3 separate regions of the Homo sapiens genome follow, and regions 2 and 3 are each linked to region 1. Evidence: chromatin contacts called from ENCODE Hi-C data. All regions are on one chromosome and are shown on one strand. Each heading gives the region's core, a stretch centred on a gene start or an enhancer-like site at or near the end of the contact. The rest is flanking DNA. Distances are from core to core; before and after follow the strand shown. Region 1 overlaps NEK7 (NIMA related kinase 7). Region 2 holds the start of PTPRC (protein tyrosine phosphatase receptor type C). Region 3 has its middle 36 kb from the start of PTPRC.

Region 1 (3,149 bases), core at 262-2,761:
ACACAAATTATTAATATGAATAACCTGATCCTGAGTACAGACAAGCTTAAACTGTTAATGCCCACCCTTTCTACATATAAAAATCCATGCTGAATGCCATCTTACTATCAGATTTTATTACAGATACAAATAAGAAAACCATCTTGCAGTCCTTTAAGATGCACAGTGTCAGATGCAGAATGCAGACTGCAACACAGAAAATTAACACGCAACTTGTAAGTGCTACTTGTTCAAAGTGATGTAAGAACCTTAATGGGGGTGAGCATGGCTGGCTGGAAGGGCTCTCAATAACTGATTTATATAAGCAGGAATGCGTAATGCCCTTCAGGAAAATATATATGTGTGTGTGTGTGTGAGTGTGTGTGTAAAATCGAAAGTTCTTGAACTGAAGGAATAAGCTTTACATTTAGCAATTTCACATAGAAATGCCATTCATTCCCCCAAAGGGATTATTATATCAACATGTTAAACAATAAAACAAACACTAATGGAAACAGAAAAATTTGAACTTGATATTAGTTATAGGTATGAAACACACACACACAGACTACTTGCACTTTAAATCAAAATGGCATGAGAAATAACTGATTCTTGACACATCATAAATGCTGATGCCATTCTCAGGAAATGCTATTTACAAGGAATTTGAGATAAATCAAAGATATACTGGAAAGCACAAAATTGTAAGTATATCAGATCTTGATGTAATTCCTGGTATTTTTGTTTGTTTGTTTTAGGAGGCAGAGAAAGAATAATGCCCATATAGTACCAGTAATTAAAATGAAGAAAATCACAAACTTGGAGACATATATGTATTTAATCTCTCAGTAATCAATGTCTCTATGATGTGGAACAACATTTTTAAAAACAAAAGAGGGTGAGTGAGATAAGAATGAATAATAGATGTATAAGAGTTTTAGGAAACCATAACAAGATACAACATATCAAGATAGAAACATGCTACATAGAAAATCTTTAATTCAAGTTATAAAAATTAATTTAGAATTACAAATTGACTTTTATTTTTAACTGAATTTTCAATAATATCAAAAGTCACTCCTCAAACACAGGGAGAAATAAGCATTGATGGCACATCTAAAGCAAAACTAAATTCTGAGCAAAATACATTTACAAATACATTTAACTGGAAATTCAGAAGTATCTTATCTTTCTTTTTCTCTCAGCCAACAAGTCAAGACAAAAATAAATAATAATGAATATTTAGATTACATCATTCCCAAACACAGATTCAAAGCTGTCCGATGATTTCATGAGCAAGAAAAAGCAGTATGTCTTGGGTGAAAATATGGACTTTGTAAGAATATCTTGCATATAATATGTACAAACAAGTCTTTAGGAGGCATCATTTTCATTCAGCTCCACCAAAGTTTCTTCAGGTTTTTAAACTCATTTTATACTTGGTAAGAGCAAGGGATGAGCTGTGGTTAGGCAAGTAATGACTGATAAATTCTTGGTATTCTCTGAATCATTTTAAAGGTTTTCTTTTGTCATCTTAAAATTTTGCCAAAATTACTCATAGCTAATGAAACTGAAAAGGTTAACACTAGATTTCTTTAAAAGGAAATGAAATCCTTCTAGTAACTTAACAGAAATATCCCCTTAAAAAGGCATATGTCAAATTGTTAGAAGAAAGACCATTTAAAATGCAGAAAACAAAGTACTTAAAAATATATACTAAGCAAGTTTTTGTTGTTGTTGTTTTTCTTTTTTGAGAGAGTCTTGCTTTGTCTCCAGGCTGGAGTGCAGTGGCGTGATCTTGGCTCACTGTAACCTCCACCTCCCGGGTTCAAGCGATTCTCCTGCCTCAGCCTCCCAGGTAGCTGGGACTACAGGCGTGTGCCACCACACCCAGCTAATTTTTGTATTTTTAGTAGAGACAGGGTTTCACCATGTTGGCCAGGATGGTCTTGATCTCTTGACTTCGTCATCTGCCCGCCTCAGCCTCCCAAAATGCTGGGATTACAGGCGTTGAGTCACCGTGCCCGGCTCTACAGCTGGAACCTTCCTGTCACTACCCTTCAGATGACTGACTCCTTATCCTCCACCTACGCTTAAATTTCACATCCTCGGAGAGGCCTTTGCTGCACACTCTATCTAAAATGCTCTCCTCCTCTAGTTTGTCTCTAATACCACAGCATGGTCATTTCCTTTTTGGCTATAATTATTTGATTTATTTTTTGCTATAATTATTTGATTTATTGTCTATTTTCCACACAAAAATGTTGGATTTAATTATTGTGTCCCACTATTGTGTCCCTATTGTCAAGTACAGTGTCTGCCATATAGTAGTTTAACCCCAAAATGTTAAACAATCCATAAAACTGGAAATTTTCTGTTTCTTATCTGCTTAGAAATGCTTAAGATTGCAAGTACAAGTAATTAAAATTAAAAAGCTTTAATTTTAAAGATAAAAGCCTATTCCACCTTGACAAGTAAAAACTAACATTAATTTACCAAATTGTTCTGTATCTTTTAAATGTCATTTATGAATTATTCTTACAAATGCTTAGTTTTCATTTATTCAAATAACAATTGGAAATCTGAAAGGAAGTCTATAGAGATTAAATGAAGTTCATAAAAGCTGCAAGATAAATTTATTAATCACAATGAACACTGAAAAAGAGATTGAAGGCAGAGCCACAGAGGTTACGAATATATTAAAATCAGCCTATGTATTATGGAAGTGCTATCATTGTCCACAAATTTCTGATCATATATAATCCTAATTTCTAATTATATGCAAACATGCAGAATCTAAACTTAAGATGATAAAAAGTAACTTATTAATAGAAATTAAAAAGTTATTTGCTTGAAAAATACTTTAAAGCAACTAACAAACATAAGTAAATAAAAGGTAAGCATTCAATATCAAAGAATACTTTGGGGAAGACTTTTTGAGATCACCTGAATCAAAAGGTAAATCTGAACAATATTATCACTTTATGTTTATTTGTATAAATACATAAAGTATTATTTTAGCTTTTCTTCCTAAAAAAAACTCACTGACAATGGCTGCCACACAGTAAAATAGTGTTATCTAGAAATATAGTTAAGAGTAAGCAAAGCGAAATTAAGCATTAATGAACAAAGGATCAAAATACCTCACGTATTATTTAAAAATGAGAGTA
Region 2 (3,149 bases), core at 264-2,763, 380 kb before region 1:
TGCAAATATATAGATTTTTAAAAAATTCACCTTTGCAATAAAAAGCAAAACAGCCACAACAACAACAACAAAAATCTTATGTTGTTTTTCTTTCCTCTTTCTTTCCTCTCCAAATAGAAATTGTCAATGTAACATGCTCAAGAGGTAGCTACTTCCCTGACTTTCAGAGGAAAGAAGAACGGTAAAAGTCAAAAAAAGACTTCAAAGTGAATTGTAATAAGCAAGTTGTTTTAAAATACTTTTTATACTTTTTGGAATTTCTACAAAAATTTTATTTTCAATGTCCTTTTAGATACTACATCATAAAGAGAAATATTAAATATTAATTATTAGTTACATTCTATAATCTATTGAAATGTACTCATGATTCATATTGACGCCGCTCAAGAACTATCCATTGAATAGACCATAAATGTGCAAAGATTTCAAACTTTAATAGGCACTGGAAGTCCAACTAGTTGCATTTTCCTACTGAATACAGCATTTGCATGATTTTTAAGAGTTTAAATATTTCTATCTCATCAAGGCTGTAATATTTACCCACCACCCAGGAAGGGCGGTGGCTCCACAAGAATTTCTAAAGCAAAAATGTATTAAAACTATTAACAAGAAACTAAAAACTTGATTTAAAATACATTCTGTGATAAAAATTGCAGAAAGTTAATATTTTACTAAATATCTCAATATATTTTTGAACTATTATATACCCAAGTATTCAATAAAATATGTCAATTAAATTCAAAATTTGAGGAAGCAAACTTCAGGTCTGAAAAGAGGGAGTGGCTTACATACAACCAAAGCTGTTTTATGACTTTTTAAAAGATCAAATTTGTTAAAAGAATAAAAACTCACTTATTTTATCATTAAAAAATTCTCAGGCTTTTATAAATGTGTGTTATTGTCACTTTGGAAGTTAAGTAATAATGTTGCTTTTGTAATATCTTTGAACAGTTGTAAATAAAGATACAGATAGACATTGCTTTCCTTTTAAAATTGTATTTTTTGTCCCGAAACATTTATGTCTTTGTAAACAGAAACAATGTATTCTGTCACACAACTAGCTATGTCTCCCTGAGACAACAATCTTGATGGTTTACAGCAGGCTTCTCACTTCCAGTTACCAACACATTTAAATTATTTTTATGTCTATTTCAAACATTCCTCCAAAAGAGAAAAAATAATTTAAAAAATATTAATATCCTTGTACTTACCTGTCACAAATACTTCTGTGTCCAGAAAGGCAAAGCCAAATGCCAAGAGTTTAAGCCACAAATACATGGTCATATCTGGAAGTCAGCCGTGTCCCTAAGAAACAGCATGCGTCCTTCTGAAAAGCAAAATAATTGTTATCTCTGTAGAAGTTTTTCTCTGTAAAAACGAATCAAAAATGTAAAAGTAAATAAATAAATGCATACTCTCCACTGTTGTCTTATCAGACGAGGAACAATTTCCTCCTCTGTTACCCTAAGAACAAACCACTTGCTAGCTGCATGAACTGCTAGGTGATGATGTCAGATTCGGTTTTACTAACTTCTCCAAAAATACTGTAAGGGTCCTCTTTGCAGGAAGTCAAAAAAGTTGTTCTAAGTCAGTAGAATGGCATTGCACTTCCTTAATTCAAGTAATTACACCAAGTTAGAAAGCCTTTTAAAAGATTTTCCCATCAAGGAAGATGTTTTTAAACCATCCAAATAATGCTCCTTTACAGTATCCATTACCATTTTTTTTAAATTAAATCCCCACAAAATAATCAATAATTTTCTTACTTAAGAGATGACAAACAGATTCAGCATAAGTATAACAAAATGGGTGTTGGCAAGATGACTTAGTAGAAAGTATCAATATTTGACTTACTGAGACGGCCAAATGAATGAAAAAACTACTAATCTGGTTATTTTTGGCAACCCAGTATCATTTACCATTAGGGCATTCAAAACTCAGCAATATGACAGTTTTAGCAGTAAAACCCATTTCTTATGCAAAAGCACTTTCAGACAGCTTAACAGTTTTGCCCCAAATCTTTCACAGATATCCTTGTGAAGCTAGGAGTGGAATCAGAATGTCATTTCTACTATAGTTACAGCAAACCCTGCTTCCAAAAACTAATGTTTCTGTGACTTAAGATGTTCTTGGCGCTACTGATGAGGGAAAGGACAGTGAAAACCAAGAGATACCTTTAACAAAAGTTAACTTGTTTCCTTTTTCTCAGCAATACTTTTTCAACTTTTTTAACAAATAAGACAATGAATTGTATTAACACAATGCTCTTCACCATTCTGATGTTCTTAGTTAAGTCCATCTATTAGGAAAATGCTTACTGGCAAAAAGTATAAATTCAACAATACAATTAGATGAATTGGTTTTATTAATACAATATCTATATGCCTTTAAAAATAAAAGTACACACATGTGCAACTCATTTATTTGAACAATAGATAATGCTTGGGGGACTTTTAGACAGACAGAGCCCTTGTGGTAATTCTGCAAACCCTAGTTTGGAAGCATTATTGTAGGGTTCTTATATTTAAGTAAATAAATCTTTTGATACTTACAAACTTTTTTGTTTTACTCTTACATTGGCTGCTAGGAACTACAGAGCCAAATTTCTATCACACTTTGTGCAAATGGAAATAACCCCACAGCTTAAACTCTAGGTAATAACCTTTTAATAAGATTGTAGTTAAGAATATTATTTTACTATGATTATTATTATATTTAACTTATGGAGCACTTACTATGTGCAGGAACTATGCTTTGCACTTTACATATATTGTATAATTTGTACGATACCCTTGAGCTAGATAATGTTATTATTCCCCATTTTATCTGTGATGTTCAGAGAGGTTAGTTGAGTTGCCTAAGATCTTGCAGCTAGGATGTAGACAAGCTATATTTAGAACCCAAGTCTCCAAGTTTAATTTTGCTTTCCTTACTCACCTTACTATTGCCCTTTATTTTTCTCATCCCTTTTACCAATCTTTTTGTACTATGTAAGTTTATAATACTCGAAAAGATAGACCTTTGAATCAGTGAAAATGAAATTATTCTCTTTTTGCAAATGTATTTTTAAATAAGATAACTGTGCAAGTAAGCACTAATTTTCATGTGGGTAGGCCTAATAAAACATCAGTGTCAGAACTCATGGATTT
Region 3 (3,149 bases), core at 394-2,893, 340 kb before region 1:
GATTATCTCCAATTAGTGCATCAATTTTGAGGTAAATTACCATCCACGTGGATTATTTTGGCTTAGCATGGGTTATAGATCAGAGTAAGACACAAAAGATGAAAAAGGAAATGTCAAAAGAAGAGCATCATACAGGGTCAGGAACAACAACAACAAAAATCCATTAGTTGCTTCTGACTAAAAGTCTCGTTAATCATCTAGTGAGAATAAATGGAAACTAATACAAAAACATCGTTAATATTTTATGTTACTTCTAGATCATATTTATGTCTTCATACTTAGGTGTATCTGTAGAGTAAACCAGATATATTATTTCATATAGCAGTTTCTTTTTTCATCACTAGATATTTTATTAGCTTTATGTAGTCAAATGTTAAAAGAATAGCCTTCAAGTATCGTTTCAAATTGGTGAAATGGTGGATCCAACTAATATTTTTAGACAAAATTTCAATGCTTAATGTAGGAGGGTCCTATAAAATTACAGAATTGATAATAGTCTGTTAGGTATTTACATATTTATATACATTATCTCAGTATTTACATGGCTTTAATCAATATTATTTTACCTCCTTGGCTAGATGATCACATTATCCAATTGTATATGAAAGCGGCCTTTGGTAAAAGTGAGGAGCTTGTTTAAAGAGTTTCTACTATAAATCTTATAGAAACTATAATAATAATTACAATTCTATCATTTATTTTTTCATGTAACACACACACCTGCACACCTATGCATGCACACACTTACACACACGCATACATATAAATAACAGGCACTGTCCTATTTTCCTTTTGCTATATGTATGATGTTAGCAAAACAGTTACAGTCCCTTTACTCAAGTAATTCTCAGTGGGGTGTGGTCCACCCTAAGGAGTTTAGGAGTTGCACAATGGGAAGATTATCAAAAGTTTTAAGCAAGGAGTTACAAAATCTAACTTACATTTTTATTCCTTTTTTTTTGCTATTTTTCAAAAAAAAATTAATCTGACTTACATTTTTAAAAGCTCTCCTTTAAAAACTTTGCATAATATGATGCATGTACTATGGAGATCCAAGAACTGATGTAAGGATATCAGCCAGGGAGCTAGCGCATTGGTCAAAATGAAAATTAATGATGCTTGATGCTTGGAAAAAAGAATGGAAAGAAAGAGATGGAGAAAAATCAACAGGATCCAGATATAGTTTTGAGGTAAGATTGACAAGACTTGAGGCTTTGAATTTGAAGAGGGTGATGAGGGTGAGGGTGAAATTTGAAGGTGGAAAGGTTCAAAATCAGAAACCTGTTTGTAAAGAAATTAAAAGTTTCATGACAAATTCATACAGAAATCAAAAGAAAATATCAAAACTATATGGGCTTCTTGATAAACTGGATGACATAATATTTTGAATTTTGAATTAAAGTATAGTTTTGATGATGAAGCTGGGTAATGAAGTGAATTCTGGGGCTGACCTACTAAACTACTTTTTAATCATTTACCATTGAGTGGGAGGAATATGGAAGTCATAGTTGACTAAATTATCTAATGGGGGTTCCCTAACTCCTCTCTCTTTTCACAACAAATTTTTAAAAAGTCAGATACTTCCTTTTTCAACTTCCCTTATAGCTAGGGAGTGCCAGGTAGACTTGTTATTGCCAACAAGAAGTGAGTGAAAGCATGCTTCTGCTGCATGTGTTCCTAGAAAGATGTTTCTTATCTGATAAAAGAAGAGAGTCAGATATACCACCTCTTGTCTCGCTCTTTCCTCACTCTCTCCCTTATCCTGTTCTCCCTAGTCTTTCCCTTGCTCTACTGTAGATGTCGCTTCACTTTCTCCTTGTGTTCTCTGACATGTGAGCCATGAGCCACAACTTGGTTTAATAATGTGATTTGGCTGTCTCTCCTCATGCCTGAATAGTCTTGTCATCATAGTTGCTTGGACCAATAAAATGGGAATGCAAGTGAGGTGTCATTTCTGGGTAGCAGTGTTAAGAAGTCCTATAAATCACTAAATATTCACCCAGAATTCTGATAAATCAAAACTGAAATATCCTACTCCAGACATCTTGTTAAGAAGGCAATAAATATTGATGTGGTTTGGCTCTGCCCCCACCCAAATCTCATGTTGAATTGTAATTCCCAAAGTTGGGGGAAGAACCTCTTGGGAGATGATTGACTCACAGGGGCTGGATTTCCCCCATGCTGTTCTCATGATAGCAAGTGAATTCTCACAAGATCTGATGGTTTAAAAGTGTGTGGGACTTCCACTTTTGCTCACTCTCTCTCTCCTGCCACCATGTGAATAAAGTGTTTGCTTCCCCTTCACCTTCTGCCATGATTGTAAGTTTCCTGAGGCTTCCCATTCATGCTTCTTGTTAAGCCTGAAGAACTATGAGTCAATTAAACCTTTTTTCTTCATAAATTACCCAGTCTCAGGTAGTTCTTTATAGCAGTGTGAGGACACACTAATACAGAAAATTGGTAACAGAAGGGTGGGGTATTGCTATAAAGATACCTGAAAATGTGCAACTGACTTTGGAACTGGGTAATAGGCAGAAGTTAGAAAAGTTTTGAAAGCTCAGAAGATAGGAATATGTGGGAAAGTTTAGAACTTCCTAGAGACTTGTTGAATGGTTTTGACCAAAATGCCAATAGTGATATGGACAATGAAGTCCAAGCTGAGGTGTTCTCAAATGGAGATGAAGAACATACTGGGAACTGGAGTAAAGGTCACTCTTGCTATCCTTTAAGCAAACAGACTGGTGTCATTTGCCTCTGCACTAGAGATCTGTGGAACTTTGAACCTGAGAGAGATGATTTAGGGTATCTGGCGGGAGAAATTTCTAAGCAGCAAAGCATTCAAGATGTGACCTGGCTGTTTCTAAAATATATGCTCATATGCATGAACATAGATTATCTGAATCTTGAACTTATATTTAAAAGAGAAGCAGAGCATAGAAGTTTAGAAAATTTGCAGCCTGGCCATGCAGTAGAAAAGAAAAACCCATGTTTTGGGAAAAATTCAAGCCAGCTGCAGAAATTTGCATAAGTAAAGAGGAGTCAAATGTTAATAGCAAAGACAATGGGAAAAATGTCTCAGGGCATTTCAGAAACCTTCTCAGCAGCCCCTCCCATTACAGGCCCATGGCTAGGAGGAAAAAATGGTTTTG

Evidence for each region. Hi-C counts contacts between places; a loop is a spot of excess contacts on that map. Pooled maps may share reads with other maps.
Region 2: a pooled map shows a loop between it and region 1 (4-fold over the local background). The contact joins the promoter of PTPRC here to the enhancer-like site in region 1. A Hi-C loop is called at or near these places in 2 of 37 single-sample maps with no recorded cell type and 6 of 50 pooled maps.
Region 3: a loop to region 1 is called in a pooled map, with 6 times the contacts of the local background. The contact joins two enhancer-like sites. A Hi-C loop is called at or near these places in 3 of 37 single-sample maps with no recorded cell type and 10 of 50 pooled maps.

Annotation. Positions count from the first base shown.
Region 1 is chr1:198,257,018-198,260,166 of GRCh38, reverse strand. All of the region lies in intron 3 of NEK7 (NIMA related kinase 7), which reads right to left. Among named protein-coding and RNA genes, the nearest start is that of NEK7, 100 kb to the right of the region's middle. Within about 2 kb of position 1,511, at least 2 of the 41 ENCODE cell types and tissues checked have a DNase peak (open chromatin) inside an H3K27ac peak, as active enhancers do.
Region 2 is chr1:198,637,404-198,640,552 of GRCh38, reverse strand. It overlaps PTPRC (protein tyrosine phosphatase receptor type C), which reads right to left and starts at 1,513. Exons shown (of 33, transcript NM_002838.5): 1 at 1,416-1,513; 2 at 1,212-1,327. The coding sequence starts at 1,284.
Region 3 is chr1:198,601,090-198,604,238 of GRCh38, reverse strand. No RefSeq gene overlaps it. Among named protein-coding and RNA genes, the nearest start is that of PTPRC, 36 kb to the left of the region's middle. Within about 2 kb of position 1,643, at least 2 of the 41 ENCODE cell types and tissues checked have a DNase peak (open chromatin) inside an H3K27ac peak, as active enhancers do.